2 separate regions of the Homo sapiens genome follow, and region 2 is linked to region 1. Evidence: chromatin loops called from intact Hi-C (ENCODE). Cell type or tissue: PC-9. All regions are shown on one strand.

Region 1 (8,000 bases):
TAATAATTCATGTGATGGGATAAAAATGACTGGCGAGTTCCCAACCTTTCCCACCCCCATGGCCCCTAATGAGGGTCCTGGTTACACTCTCCTCAGTTCCTCCTGGAGCCCACCCTCCAAGGAAGGAGCCCCGCCCTGCCAGCCATTTGTGAGATAAAAATCAGAGGAAACGGAAACTGAGAGCCAGACCGGGAGCCCCTGCAGCAAGTGAGAGCCATGTGTGGGAGAAGACGGAGGGGGACGTGCAAGAAGAACTGTGCCTCTCACATGGCCACCGTGAGAATCGAGTGCAGTCTAACGAAGGACTACGTTCACTTATCGGTGTGAGAAACACACGTGAAAGACTTGAGTTATTTTGAAATCACGTTTTGTTTCATGGTCTTTTGACCGCATCGCAGCTCCAGCACAGAGCTGAGCCACGTGGACCGAGGCTCTGTGAGCTTTCCTCTCCTCCCCATCACTGAATGCTTTCTGCCCTCCAGGCCCCTGCTAAGTGCTTGGCAGACTCCTCTCCTGTCCTCACAGCAACTCTAGAAGGACAGTGCTGTTTTAGATGACAAAACTGAAGCCTCACAGCAAACCTCAGTGAAATAGCCAAGGTCTAAAAGCTCAGATTACCTCATGCCTAGCTCAGAACTATTAGAATAATAATTGAAGCAGCAAGGAGCCTTGAGGCGACACCTAGAAGCTGGCAACCAACCCTACTACTGGTCTATGCTCTTGGGACAGCCTTGCCTCCTGGGATAATGGCAGCTCTGTTACCCTCCAGGAGATAGAGAATGGTGTGTTTCTGGCATTGAGGCCTAGCCAGGCCAGGGTGGGCAGAGGTGGCTGCTATACAATGGGCTCTGGAGCCAGACCGACAGGGTTCCCCCCAGCTCTGCCACTCTCTAGCTATATGGGCATGTTATCTGACCTCCCTGGGCCTCTGTTTCCTCATCTGCAAAATGGGGATAATAATAGTTGCCACCTCAGAGGGCAGTTGTGAGGATTAAGTGAATTAATACAGTATGTGACATGCTTAGAACAGCACTGGACACAGTAAGCCCTTAATAAAAGCTAGCTCTTGTGATTATTGAAAAACATGATGCTCTACTCAGATCTGACAAGACCTTAGCTACAAAAAATATAAATCATCAAGCAGACTGTCTGATATGTGTATTTTTATTAAGTGTAAGAATGAACCTCGGCTGGGTGCAGTGGCTCACGCCTGTAATCCCAGCACTTTGGGGAGGCCAAGTTGGGCAGATCACTTGAGATCAGGAGTTCGAGACCAGCCTGGCCAACATGGTGAAACCCCATCTCCACTAAAAATACAAAAAATTAGCCAGGCATTGTGGTGCATGCCTGTAATCTCAGCTGCTCGGGAGGCCAAGGCAGGAGAATTGCTTGAACCCGGGAGGTTCATTCGTGACCCCTCTATCTCAATTCCTGCTTCTGTGGAATGGGGATTGCTCTCTGCCTCACAGAGATTTTGTGAGCAGGAAAGGCACAGAGTAGGACTCACAGCAGCTAATAAATAAGTTTGTCTCCTTGGTTTATAATGGCCAAGCTCATGCACCCTCAGAATAAGTACAGAAGGTGAGGAGACTGTGCAAGTAAACATGGTAGGTACAGGTGACCCGGGTCCAAGCCCCTTGTTGGGCCAGGTGTTCCCTTTTCCTTCCTCTCTCTCAGGCCTGCTTAGGGATTAGAGGGTGGGAGAGCCAGTCAAGAGCAGGTTGCCATCCTCCAGCAGCACGGAGGTCTGTGATGGTCTGGGATGTGACAGGGACCTGTGGCTGATTTCTAACCAGCCTTCTAACCAGTTGAAGAGCTGGACCAGCTTTCTGTGCTGCAGAAAGCTGCAGCGGGGTTGACAGACAGACTTGCACTCACACCCTGGGCACATCACCTTCTGCAGACCTTATGGGCCTCACCTATAAAGCAGGGATAATAGAGCCTACCCCACAGACCTCTTCTGAGGATTCCAGATGGTACTTGGGAAAGCACCTTGCAGGGCACCTGGCATCTAGCACGCTTCTGTAAAAGCCACTCGGATGCGACATTCCTAGCCCACGTGGTTGCTCTTTGGTTTTCCTTTTCTGTAAAATGGTGATGATAAAACTACCACCTCCCAGGTTTAACATGAGCATGAGATAAGGCAGGGCACAGAGGAAACGTCGATAAAGGACAGCTACGAGGGATGTTACATGCTTTTACACTTATTATTCCTGTGAACCAAGAGTTTGGATAGCGCTCCGATCCTTGATAAAGGGCCTTTCCAACTAATCTCAGGGACCACTCCTACAAGAATCACATAAGCATGGCAACTGCTCCCTGCCTTCTACAACTTCCTGGCTGGCACAGATCAGGGACTCGCCCACAGGTCTCCTTGCTAGGCAGGCTCCTCGGCCCCTCCCTGGTGCCCTGTCAGCTCTAGGCTTTCTTGCCCCCTCATCAGGCAGTGCCTACCCACCCCTCATAGAAACCCACATGTACAGAGGGACTCAGGTTCAAGGCCTTCTCTTTTTTGGTTGCCCCGTAGATAAGCACTCATGGCATTTTAGTTTTGTAAGTTTCACAGCAGATAATTACAGGAAAACAGATAGGGGATGGTCAAAAGAGCAAATCCCAGGAAGGTGCGAAGTCCTCCCAGGCTGGTCCTGACTTTCTGGGAATAGGAAGTGTTACTCCTGAAGACTGTGGCGATTCATAGGACTTTTATATTGAACATGGGACCAGGACACCGAGAGGCAGGTCAGCCCTGGAGAAATTTCAGCCAGTGCTAGTTTCCTGTCAGGAAGGGCAGGGGAGAAATGGGCAGCTTCCACTCTTCACAAAGGATAGCAGTGAATGAACTCCACTGCTACAGAGACAAACCCCTCAGGTCCTGGCTGAAGACAGACGAGGCAGCCAGCAATCTCAGATGCCTTACCTATTTCCAGGGGACAGGGGGCTGGACACAGAGAGGAGGGTCACCAGCCTGGCACAGAGAACACAGAGAGCAGAAAACTGAGCCAAGAAGGCTGCCCCCTCCAAGTGTTTACCTGAAATATTCACAAACATGATGAGTCACAGAAAGAAAGCAGAAAAACCAGTAAGATGTGTAACCAGATTCTCTTCCACAAAGCAAGGAGAAGTTGTGGCAATAATGCCAGTGGGCACGGTGTGCTCTGCTGAGGGCCCTGCTTGAGAAACCTGTGTCTCCACCACACTTTCGGCCTCAGCTAAGGTTGAGAAGGGAAACTGACAACTGTGCCAGGGCAGGAAAGTCCCTGCAGGAAGCCTGCTGCTGGTCTGGGTTACCAGGGCAACTGGCAGCTGCTCTCTTCTCTTGAAAGAGAATGGACTTGGGAGGCCCAGATGGGCTCTGCCCTAGTAGCCCAAATAAGAAGGCTTAACCTTAGACAGCATCAAATAACATCGGAGTACGCCGCCCCCACAGCACTTCCCATGCATCCCCATCTGATTTCATCTACCTCTCAGGAGAGCCGGGTGCAGGGTGATTATAACCATTCCATTCCACAGTGGAGAAAACTGAGATCCGGAGACACTAAGTCACTTGCTTAGATTTACATGACTAAGAATTAGTTTGGATCCATCTGGGCATGGTGGCTCACACCTATAATCCCAGCACTTTGGGAGGCTGAAGTGGGCGGATCACTTGAGGTCAGGAGTCCGAGACCAGCCTGGACAACATGGTGAAATGCCATCTCTACTGAAAATACAAAAACAAAAACAAAAACAACCAACCAAACAGACAAAAAACTAGCCAGGCTGGGGGCTTATGCCTGTAATCCCAGCTACTTGGGAGGCTGAGGAAGGAGAATTGCTTGAACCCGGGAGGTGGAGGTTGCGGTGAGCCGAAATCGCACCACTGCACTCCAGCCTGGGTGACAGAGGGAGACTCTGTCTCAAAAAAAAAAAAAAAAAAAAAAAAATAGAATTAGCTTGGATCCTACCTGAGTCTTTAAACACCAAGTCTAGTGAACATCCCCCTACACAGTCTGGCTGCCGAATCAAGAGCTTGGGTTTTTTCAGTGCTCTCATATCTATGAATGCATGCATTCTGTTTGCAAAATACCAGGCATGGATCATACCCCTCTTCATCTCCCACATCAGAGATGTGAAACGGCCGTGCAAGGAGGCAGGGCTGCCACGGCAGCAGTTTGAGTGGGTAGCCAACATCTGACCGAGACTCGAATCCAGAGCTTTTTCCATGACACCAGCTGGCTGCCTTGCCCCTCACCACATCTGGAAAAAATGACTCAGGTGACAGCAGGCTAATCATGTCATCCTTGTGACTGCAGGTGCCACGTCGTTTATGAAGCACTTTAAAGTGGGAACGCTTGCCCTGGCTTTCCCCCAGGCCTTTATTAAGTAAAGGTCATGCTGTTTGTTAAGATTTGAGCACACTGGTGGCTGGCTCACAGGAAAGAGCTTCATAAGCTGTGCCTGAGATAAGGTTGCTTCTGGAGGCCTCTCTGCAGAGAAGAGCGAAGCCCACCCCCACTGCCTGGCTGGTTGGATAATAAGACTCAGAAGCTCCAGTTCTCCCTGTCCCGTCTGGCCTCTGTGAATTGTCTGACTGCACTGCCACTTTTCTCACCTGCCTGAGGTTACTGTCCCAGAACCACCTGACCGCACAAGAAAGGCGGGAGCAAAGATAGGTTCAGGCCCAGAGATGGTTTCTAGTCTCCCTCTGTGATGGTGATTTTTCTGGCTGCAAGAGGTTTCCAATCCTGTCTCCACCAATGATTCCACAACTTTCCCTCATTCTCTGTGACTCTGGATTCCAGACTCAGGGCCCCGAGGTAACCTGAAGCCTCTCATCTGGTCATTGCACTAAAACCTTGGCTAGGGCAGGTGGCTTCCTTCTATGCCCAGATCAAAGGCGTGAGCAATGCCCTCAGCAGCTTCCCCAAGGCAGTAACAGGAAATAATCCTCCTCACCAGCCCCTCCCACCCACACTGTCCCAGCAGGTGGTGTTTGCAGAGGTAGCACCAGGTAAGGCAGGTGGCAGGGGAGAGGAACTGGATTGAAACCTCAGTTGGCCTCAAGCCACCCACTGCTCCCACCTTTCTTGTGTGGCTAGGATGTTCTGTAGCACAGACCACAGGTACGTGAGAAAAGTGGCAGTCCAGTCAGACACAGAACCTGCAAAGCCACATAGGAAGGGGAGAACTGGAGCTTCTGAGTCTTATTATCCAATCAGGGAGTTGGGGTGGGATTGGTTCCTCTGCAAAGAGGCCTCCAGAAGCCAGCCTTATCTCAGGCATAGCCTTGGGAACCATTTCCTGTGAGTCAGCCGCCAGCGTGCTCACATTTTAACCATGTTGGGCAGCATTCGCAGGCCGCCTGTTGTGAGGCAAGAAGCCTCCGCTGTTCTGGAGGAAGCCCACGTGGGGTGATTCTGAGCAAAGTCATTATGGGTCCTGTTAGGAAACATTAATTGTGTTTATGGGTAGAACCGCCCCCAAACAAATTAGACACATGTTCTAAGGTGTCCATTTTTTAAAATCTTGGTTGAGGTTGCCCTTTGGCTCCTGGGTGACATGAGTGCTTTGTTGTCCAACATTTGTTCCTGGGAGATGGGGTTACCAGAGGTTGGAAGACCTGACCCTCTCCTCACCTCAGGCTGGAGGAAAGGCTGTAACGATGCGCTGGGAGGGAACAATGCTGCCTAGACGGGCCTGAGGCTCTGACAACAAAACACTCAGACTGGACACTAAGATGGTGGTTTATTTTCTCAGAGGGGAAAGGGTCAGACCACACCTTCAGGTGTGGAGGGAGGAGGGAGATTGCCCCTAACAGAAAGGGGTGTCCTCATGGTCTGTCATCCCAAGGCAGGCAAGGAAGAGTGTTGTGGGCTGGAAAGGGAGGGATTTCTTCCTCTCTCTGTGGAGAAAGGGGGCCTGTATATTGCTGTTGGTGGGAGCTAAAGTGGCCCCTGCCAAATGGAGGCCTTTGGGTACAAGACACTTCTCCTCTGGAGGCAGATGGAAATTTCTAAGGCTGCTTTCTTTATGCCCCAACTCAGTGGAACCTGTGGTCAGATGAGCTGTGGGGGGTTGGGGAGGGCAATGTCTCCTTCCCAAGGCCTGGCAGAGTCACTAAGTCGCCAGTCCCATAAGCTACAGAGGCAGAATCATGGCAGCAAGAAGAAAAGGGTAGAGTGAGAGTGAGAGATACTTTCTGGAGCTGTGCAAAGCTGTCCCTGGGAAACTTTCAGAAATACTCGGGAGGGGAACTCTATGGTTAGGTAGAGTTAGATGTAGGAAGGAAGTATAATTTCACTTTAGAGTTGGTAAAGTTTCAACATAGGTTAATTGCATATGAAACACTCATTTCAAAGATGAAATAACCAGGGGTTTGGAGGCCTGAGAAAGAGAAACCATGAGACGGGGGTCTTCTGTCTGAGAAGCAGGTGCAACCCTCTGGCGGTAGCAAAGACCCAGGAGTTCCTGGGGTCTTGCGTGGAGCCTCGACAGCACATGTGCCTGGATTTTGGGTAAGGGTGGCACAAGCGAGGCCAGAAGCACCCCTCCTTCTCCCTGGCACATCATAAGGTGATCAAAGAATAATTTTTTTGAAAAAAGTCAAAAGCTGGCAGGGTGCAGTCGCTCATCTCTGTAATCCCAGCACTTTGGGAGGCTGAGGCGGGCAGATCACCTGAGGTCAGGAGTTTGAGGCCAGCCTGGACAATAGGCTCTACTAAAAATACAAAAATTAGCCGGGCGTGGTGACGGGTGCCTGTAGTCCCAGCTACTTGGGAGGCTGAGGCAGGAGAATTGCTTGAACCTGGGAGGCAGAGGTTGCAGTGAGCCAAGATTGTGCCATTGCATTCCAGCCCGGGTGACAAGAGTGAAACTCCATCTCAAAACAAAACAAAAACAAAAAAGTCAAAAGCTAACCAGAGGCAACCACACATGGAAAATAGTACAACCTTATGACATAAGACTGAAAAGGTGTCAAGAGGGAAGAAATAGAGGGTCTCAGAATGGAATGTTAGCTGTCTCTCTCCCACACACATAGCTGAAGCCAAATGAGGGAAGGTAAGAGAACAGGATCCCAAGAAGGGTCACCAGCACCTCTCAGTTCGGCACAAAGAGGGCCAAGATGCTAAAGGCAGCCTGGGGAGTCCAGGAGAAGCTCCAGAGAGGAGGAGCCCCTGGGCACCATCACAGAAGCCAGCAGCGGCTGGAGGAGTGGCTGGCTGGACTTGCTGCTGTTCAGAACTCTGTGCTGTCCAAGGGAATGAGCTGAAGTCCCAGGAGGGGACATGTGCCTGCCAAGTGGAGCAGACCCAGGTGTGGGATGCTAGCCCACGTCAGGAGGGAGCCAGGCCCAGCTCTGTCCTTCACCTGTCCATGTGACCCTCAGAGCTCAGGAAGCAGGAAGGAAGTACCACCCAGTCCCCAAACTCTAGTATTGAGGAAATGACAGGTAGCTAGAAAAGGTGTCAAAAAGAATTCGTCCTCACACTCTCAGAGCGTTAGATAGTCTGATCAGACTTACCTGTGCAAAATTAAAAGAGACAGCATGAAGGCTAAGCCAACATACTAGATTTTAAAAAAGAAGAACACCAAGAAGGAGAAGGCAGAGTAGGAGAAAGAAGAGAAGGAAAATAAGCAAGAAACAGGCTGAGTGCGGCAGCTCATGCCTGTAATCCCAGCACTTTGGGAGGGTAAGGCAGGAGGATCACTTGAGCCCAGTAGTTCGAGACCAGGCTGGGCAACATAGTGAGACCCTGTCTCTATGAAAAATAGAAAAAATGACCAGGGTGTAGTGGCGCACGCCTGTAGTCCCAGCTACTCTGGAGGATAAGGCAGGAGGATCAATTGAGCACAGGAGGTGGAGGCTGCAATGAGCCATAATTGCACCCCTGAACTCCAGCCTGGGTGACAGAGTGAGACTCTGTCTCAAAAACGAACAAAAAAAGCAAGAAACACAACATGAAAAAGATAAACATATCCAGATATCTAGATTGGGAGAAATCTCTCTCCCAAGTACAGAA
Region 2 (8,000 bases), 50 kb before region 1:
AACCCAGGAGGCGGAGATTGCAGTGAGCCAAGATTGTGCCACTGCACTACAGCCTGGGCAACAAGAGTGAAACTCTGTCTGAAAACAAAAAACAAAAAACAAAAAGAACAAAAAAACAAAAAACAGAAAATCATACCCCAAAGTATGGTGCTTTGGCATGCTGAGTGCTTTGAACTAAAGAGGAAGCAAGGCCTCTCTGACCTTCTTCTGCTCTCCTGCCTCTCACCCCTCTTTCTTCCCCGAAGTACAGACACGGACTTTTTCTGAAGTTCCCTCATCTGTCTAAAGGTATATCCTCAAAAAAGAAATTCAGTTGTCATTAGTCACCTCCTGGGGATCTCATCAACCAGGGAAGATTAACAACACCACAGAAGAGACAAGGTTGACACCATGCCCAGACAGACTTTGTCACAGGCTGTCATCTATTCTTCTTCCCCCCAAATCAAAATCATTTACTCTCCAAGTTGCCCACGTTACCCCTCACTCTCCCATATGAAGAGAGCGTATAAGCTTCCAACCCAGGTGCGATGGTTCACACCTGTAATCCCAGCATTTTGGGAGGCTGAGGAGGGAGGATCACTTGAGCCCAGGGGTTCAAGACCAGCCTAGGCAACATAGTGAGATCCCCATCACTACAAAAAATGTTAAAAATTATCCAAGTGTGGTGGTGTGTGCCGGTGGTCCCAGCTACTCAGGAGACTAAGGCGGGAGGATCACTTGAGCCCAGGAGTTCAAGACCAGCCTAGGCGACATAGTGAGACCTCCATCACTACAAAAAATGTTAAAAATTATCCAAGTGTGGTGGCGTGTGCCTGTGGTCCCAGCTACACAGGAGTCTGAGGAGGGAGGATTGCTTGAGCTTGGGAGGTCAAGGCTTCAGTGAGCCGTGATTGCACCACTGCACTCCAGCCAGGGCTACAGAGTGAGACCCTGTCTCAAAAATAATAAAATAAATAATTAAATAAGTGATTGAGTCCCTGCAAACAAAACAAAACAAACAAACAAAAAAAACAGAGAGAGCGAGCAAGTAAATAAGCTTCTAGATCTCACTGGGTTTGGGAGGTATTCACTTTTCTTTCATGTGATACCTGGTCCACATAATAAATTTGTATATCTTTTTTCCTGTTAATCTGTCCACTGTCAGTTTATTTCATAGACTCAATTATGGAACATTCAGGGGATAGAGGAAAAGTTTTATTCTCCCCTACAGTGTCCCTCATGTGAGAGACAATCAGTAGAGTTTGCCTGGGCATCCACTGGCAGCTGCCCAGCTCCAATGGTAGCAGCCCCCAAACCCTCTCCCATGAGGCAGCGGGGCTGATGTTGAAGGCTCAGTGGTCGGGCTTCCTTCTGAGCAAGAAGAGAAGATACCAAGTGGCCCAGGAAGGGAGAGGCACAAAGGCCACCACACTAGCAGGACAAAGCCTACTCACTCCAGTAGAGGGAAAGTTTGTCTCTACATAAAAACAGGATTGGCCGGGTGCGGTGGCTCAAGCCTGTAATCCCAGCACTTTGGGAGGCTGAGGTGAGCGGATCACGAGGTCAGGAGATCAAGACCATCCTGGCTAACACGATGAAACCCCATCTCTACTAAAAACACACAAAAAATTAGCCGGGCGTGGGGGTGGGCGCCCGTAGTCCCAGCTACTGGGGAGGCTGAGGCAGGAGAATGGCGTGAACCCAGGAGGCGGAGCTTGCAGTGAGCCCAGATCACGCCACTGCACTCCAGCCTGGGCAACAGAGCGAGACTACGTCTCAAGAAAAAAAAAACAAAAAAACAAAAAAACAGGATTGTTAGGTTTCTATTTTTTATTATAAAAATATTGAATTATAAAATATTTAAAAATTATAAAAATAATGAATATGGTTATATTTTTCAAAAGAAAATAAGAAATAAAAGAGACATAGTTTTACTGCCTAAAGTCCCTTTGTTGTGCATGTGTGTGCATGTTGTGTGTTTTAATTTCCTTACCTAAAAAATGTTTTCTATGCAAAGCTCTTTTTTCTTTTTAAAATTTCTGTGGTTTGGAGGGTTTAAAAAAATAGAAGAGATTGCCAGGCGCGGTGGCTCATGCCTGTAATCCCAGCACTTTGGGAGGCCGAAGCAGGCAGGTCACCTGAGGTCAGGAGTTCGAGACTAGCCTGGCCAACGTGGCAAAACTCCGTCTCTACTAAAAATACAAAAATTAGCTGGGCGTGGTGGCACGCACCTGTAATCCCAGCTACTCAGGAGTCTGAGGCAGGAGAATGGCGTGAACCCGGGAGGCAGAGCGTGCAGTGAGCCAAGATAGCGCCACTGCACTCCAGCCTGGGTGACAGAGAGAAACTCTGTCTCAAAAAAAAAAAAAAATTATATTAAAAAATTTAAAAAATAAAAAAAAGAAGAGCTCATATTGTCTAGTTATATACCTACTTTTTCAGAAAACTAAAATTTTTTTTTTAGATTAAAGAGGTAGAATTTTAAAATAACTTTTTTTTTTTTTTTTTGGAGACAGGGTCTCACTCTGTAGCCCAGGCTGGAGTGCAATAGTGTGATCTCAGCTCACTGCAGCCTCAGCCTCCCAGGTTCAAGTGATTCTCCTGCCTCAGCCTCCCTAGTAGCTGGGACTACAGGCGCTCGCCACAGCACCCAGCTAATTTTTGTATTTTTACGGGGTTTCGCCATGTTGGCCAGGCTGGTCTCAAACTCCTGACCTCAAGTGATCCGCCTGCCTCGGCCTCCCAAAGTGCTGGGATTACAGGCGTGAGCCACCCCACCCCGCCCAGCCTAAAATAACTTTAAAACATTAATAATAGATTCACAAGGTCCAAAAAGTACACAGTGAAAAATCTCCCTCCTACTCCCTAAGTTCACATACCTGGCAGCAACCAACGTTACCAGTTCCCTCTACGTCCTTGCAGAGATGGTTTATGTACATATACGGAAATATATAAATATTTTCTTTTTCTTTTCCATTTTCTACATAGTGGTGACATGCTATACAGATACTTCTCGACTTACAATTAAGCTACGTCCTGATAAACTCATTGTAAGTTTAAAATGTCGTAAATCAAAAATTCATTTAATACACTGAGCCTACCAAACACCATAGCTTAGCCCAGCCTACCTTAAATGCGCTCAAAACACTTAGTGCACAGTTGGGTAAAATCATCTAACACAATGCTTATTTTATAATAAAGGGTTGAATATCTTATGTAATTTATTGAATGCAGTACTGAAAGTGAAAAACAGAATGGTTGTATGGATACCATTATAAAGTCAGAAATCATAATAAGTCAAGCCACTGTATGTCAGAGGCCGTCTGTATACACTACTCTGCATTCAATACATCTTGCAGATGGCTCCATATCTTTACATATTGGCAATTCACAACCTTGCCTGAACATTAGAGCTACCTGAGTAGACTTTTAAAATCCTAGATGGCCAAGCCATATCCTAGACCAATTAAATTAGAATTTCTGGGGTTGGGCCCCAAGCATCCGAATTTTAAAAAACTTATTCAGGTATAGTCAAGGTTTTGTACCACTATTATCTAAAAAAAAGCTTCTGATGCTGAGAGACGATCACTTAAGGCCAGGAGTTCTGGATCAGCCTAGGCAACACAGTGAGACACCTTCTGTAAAAGAATTTTTTTTAATTAGCTGGGCATGGCCAGACACAGTGACTCACTCCTATAACCCCAGCACATTGGGAGGCTGAGGTGGGAGGACCACTTGAGCCCTGGAGTTCAAGACCAGCCTGGGTAACTTAGGGAGATCTCATCTCTACAAAAAATAAAAAATTTATCTGAGCTTAGTGGTATGCACCTGTAGTCCCAGCTACTTGGGAGGCTGAGGCAGGAGGATCACTTGAGCCCGGGAGGTCAAGGCTGCAGTGAGTCGTGATTGCACCACTCCACTCCATCCTGGGTGACAGAGCAACACCCTATCTTTAAAATAAATAAATAATAAAAACTTCCTCAGGAAAAAAGTGGAGCCAGGCATGATGGCTCACGCCTGTAATCCCAGCACTTTGGGAGGTCAAGGCGGGTGGATCACTTGAGGTCAAGAGTTCAAGACCAGCCTGACCAACATGATGAAACCCCGTCTCTACTAAAAATACAAAAATTTGCTGGGCGTGGTGGTGGGCACCTGTAATCCAAGCTACTCAGCAGGCTGAGGCAGGAGAATCGCTTGAAACCGGGAGGCAGAGGTTGCAGTGAGCCGAGATCATACCATTACACTCCAGCCTGGGCAACAGAGCAAGACTCCATCTCAAAAAAAAAAAAAAAAAATGGAACAAAGTAGAACTACAATAATTCTATCATTTCTTATAGTAGAAAATTTCAGTGACCAACGGTCCTGGTTTTCCATCGATTGAGGGGTTTCCCACGATGAGAGACTTTCAGTGTGGAAGCCAGGAAATTCCCAGGGAAACTGGAATTAGCTGCTCATCCTATAAACAAAATTGATAGATATGTCTAAAGAAACAGAAGATTAAGAGTATTACTGAAACTGTAGTTGCAAAATTATAACTGAGAAAATTATTACAGTAAAAGAGATCTGACTTAACCAACTCCATCTTGGTTCTAACCTCCAAACTGTCCTTGTTCATTCCTTGGCATAAGCCAAACTAACTTTGGGAGTAACTTAGTTTATAGTTTAACTTTGAAACAAGGATGATGTCCCTTCCCAAACAAGGACAATGCCCTTCCCCTTCTGACCTGGGGACTAGACTGCCTTTGCAGGACTAACAAATTAACCACAAGATTAGAAATTATGGTTTAGGAGTCACGCAGATGGAGGCTGAAAGATTTTGGCCCTCCTGGGGATGATATCACTATTGTAAAACCTAAGATCAGCGCTTGAGATATTTTGCACTTGATGGATCAGCTGGCATCACCCAGATCAAAAAACTGGCTCATCTGGTCTTGTGGCCCCCACCCAGGAACTGACTCAGCACAAGAGGACAGCTTTGACTCCTTATGATTTCATCTCCGACCCAACCAATCAGTACTCCTGATTCACTGGCCCCTGCCTATCACATTATCCTAAAATCCGCCATCCTCGAATTTCAGGGAGACTGATTTGAATAATAATAAAATTCCAGTCTCCCGTACAGCTGGCTCTGCATGAATTAAACTCTTTCTCTTTTGCAGTGCCCCTGTCTTGATACATCAGCTCCATCTAGGCAGCGGGCAAGGTGAACCTGTTGGGCGGTTACATTATCACTAATTAGTAATTATCTAATTAATATTAAGACTATAAGAAGCAATTTTGTACTTCAATGAAAAACTGCATTTTTTGGTCCTGTTCATTGTCTTTGAGCTATTTTGCATCTCTTTGTAAATCGTAGGTGACTGATAGATATGCAAACTGTATTACCTAGGAGAGTTTCCTTTGAGTTCTTTCCCTTGTGGAAAAACCAGTTTGCCTCCATTTGTAATTCAATCTCTTTGTCCATTTAAATTTGTGTTCCTTTGACTTTTTCCTTTGAAAGAGTTATCATTCCTGACTGGTTCCCTTGCTAATTAAGGAGAAAAATAAAATCTTCAACACATGTTCATTCTTGTATCTACATGAGGGTTATGTCTTTATCGTTTTCTAAAAATTATTTCTTAAAAAAGTGATAAAGGTAGCTACTAGAACAAAAATAATACACACCTTTCAAATTATCACTAAAAACACAAACAATAATAAAGCAAAGATAATAGACCAACACATAATTGTCATATCAACAAGTAAGATGACTTGCTTGTTGATATGACAATCACCTGCTGAAAGACATTCTCATATTTAATCACAAAGTAAAACCTAATGATAAAACAAAATGATTAAGAAAGGTTGTGGCCAGGTGCAGTGGCTCACCCCTGTAATCCCAGCACTTTGGGAGGCCGAGGCAGGTGGATCATCTGAGGCCAGGAGTTCAAGACCACCCTAGCCAACAAGGCAAAACCCGTCTCTACTAAAAATACAAAAATTAGCCAGGTGTAGTGGCGCACACTTGTAATCCCAGCTACTCAAGAGGCTGAAGCAGGAGAATAGCTTGAACCTGGGAGGTGGAGGTTGCAGTGAGCCAAACTGGCACCGCTGTACTCCAGCCTGGGTGACAGAGTGAGACCCTGTCTCCAAAAAAAAAAAAAAAAAGAAAGAAAAAGAAAAAAAGAAAGTTTGAATACAAAAGGCTGAGAAAAATGTGTTCTTACCAAGCAAGCGTAAAAGGTTAGCGGCGATTAGGCGGAGCACAGTGGCTCACGCCTGTAATCCCAGCACTTTGGGAGGTCGAGGTAGGCTGATCACGAGGTCAGGAGATTGAGATCATTCTGGCTAACACAGTGAAACCCCATCTCTACTAAAAATACAAAAAAAACTTAGCCTGGCATGGTGGCACGCACCTGTAGTCCCAGCTACTTGGGAGGCTGAGGAAGGAGAATCGCTTGAACCTGGGAGGCAGGGGTTGCAGTGAGCCAAGATCACGCCACTGCACTCCAGCCTGCGTGACAGAGTGAGACTCCATCTCAAAAAAAAGAAAAAGTTTAGCAGAGATTCTGATCTTAATACTAGACTTGGGTGAATTCTGTTAAAAAAGAAAAATCATTAAATGAGACAATAGTTCTTTAATAATAAGGTTGGGAAATTCACACAATTGATATTTTTATTAATTCTTATTAGTATCTAAGTAACAAATAATACTTGGCAGCAGGCAAGGTGAATCTGTTTTGTGGTTACATTACCACTAATTAATAATTATCTAATTAATATTAAGACTATACAAAGCAATTTTGTACTGCTTTTTATAGAAACATACCAGTTAGGGAGTTTAATTTACCTCTCTTTTAGGCCATGGTCATAAGGTAGACCCAAATAACATATTTTTTCAATAGAGCTCCTTTTTATATATCAAATTTATAATCTAAAGACTAAAAACTTATTTTATTGTGAGGTATCTATGGAACGTTTTCAAAATTAATTGACTGCACAGTAATTATGTCACAAAAACTTCAATAAATCCCAAAAGTAGTTACATTGCAAAAGGAATAAAGACACCTCTCTCTCCCTCTCCCTACTCTCTGTCTCTCTCTTTTTCTCTAGGGTCTTACTCTTTCACCCAGGCTGGAGTGCATTGGTGATGATAGCTCACTACAACCTCAAAGTCCCAGGCTGAAGTGATCCTCCCACCTCAGCCTCTTCAGTAGCCGAGACTACAGGTGTGTGCCGGCATACGCACCTCGATAATTTTTTTATTTTTAGTAAAGGTGAGGTCTAACTGTGTTGCCTAGGCTGGTCTCAAACTCCTGAGCTTGAGTGATCCCCCTGCCTTGGCCTCCCAAAGTACTGGGATTACAGGCATGAGCCATCATGCCTGGCCTGAGACACCATTCTCTAATCATGATGTAATAAAACAAAAATTATTACAGAACCAGAAAACAAACAAACTTTACCACTTAGACTTTTTTTTTTTTCCTTTTTGAGACAGAGTCTCGCTCTGTCACCCAGGCTGGAGTGCAATGGCGGGACCTCGGCTCACTGCAACCTCCACCTCCCAGGTTCAAGCGATTCTCCTATCTCAAGCCTCCTGAGTAGCTGGGATTACACGCGCCTGCCACCACACCTGGCTAATTTTTTGTATTTTTAGTAGAGACAGGGTTTCACCATGTTAGCCAGGATGGTCTCAATCTCCTGTCCTCGTGATCCGCCCGCCTCAGTCTCCCAAAGTGCTAGGATTACAGGTGTAAGCCACAGTGCCTGGCCTACCACTTGGACTTTTATAACTCTCCCTGACTTAACACTAGGTCCAAAAAGGAAAAAGAAGGAGGAAGAGAAAAAGAAGAAAGTATAAAATATCTCAGTGAAGGAGATCAGATATGGTACCTCAAAATATATAACTTTGGTATAAGGATTATTTTTGAGCTGAAGCAGCAGACACAGGAAGAGCCCTCTGCCTTCCTCCTATCTGACTACAAGCAGGACATACATTTCCTTTCTGCAAAGAAAATTCCCATTTGTAAAGGTCCCCCCAC

The links. Hi-C counts contacts between places; a loop is a spot of excess contacts. Peaks named below come from ENCODE experiments on the same cell type or tissue, not always from the same donor. Only the 100,000 strongest peaks of a DNase experiment are listed, where the experiment ranks them.
Region 2: it touches region 1 in a loop (9-fold over the local background); 3 of 110 quality-filtered maps call a loop at or near these places.

What each region holds. Positions count from the first base shown.
Region 1 is chr2:62,302,189-62,310,188 of GRCh38, reverse strand. No RefSeq gene overlaps it. Among named protein-coding and RNA genes, the nearest start is that of MIR5192, 100 kb to the right of the region's middle. RefSeq lists enhancers at 1-291, 3,097-3,386, 4,107-4,176, 4,217-4,286, 3,852-4,377 and 3 more. In PC-9, no CTCF peak of the experiment used is centred here; DNase peaks (open chromatin) are centred at 2,348, 3,088, 4,948, 5,258 and 1 weaker place; H3K4me3 peaks cover 3,823 bases; H3K27ac peaks cover 7,403 bases.
Region 2 is chr2:62,352,357-62,360,356 of GRCh38, reverse strand. No RefSeq gene overlaps it. Among named protein-coding and RNA genes, the nearest start is that of TMEM17, 150 kb to the left of the region's middle. In PC-9, no CTCF peak of the experiment used is centred here; DNase peaks (open chromatin) are centred at 4,966 and 5,396; H3K4me3 peaks cover 943 bases; H3K27ac peaks cover 2,347 bases.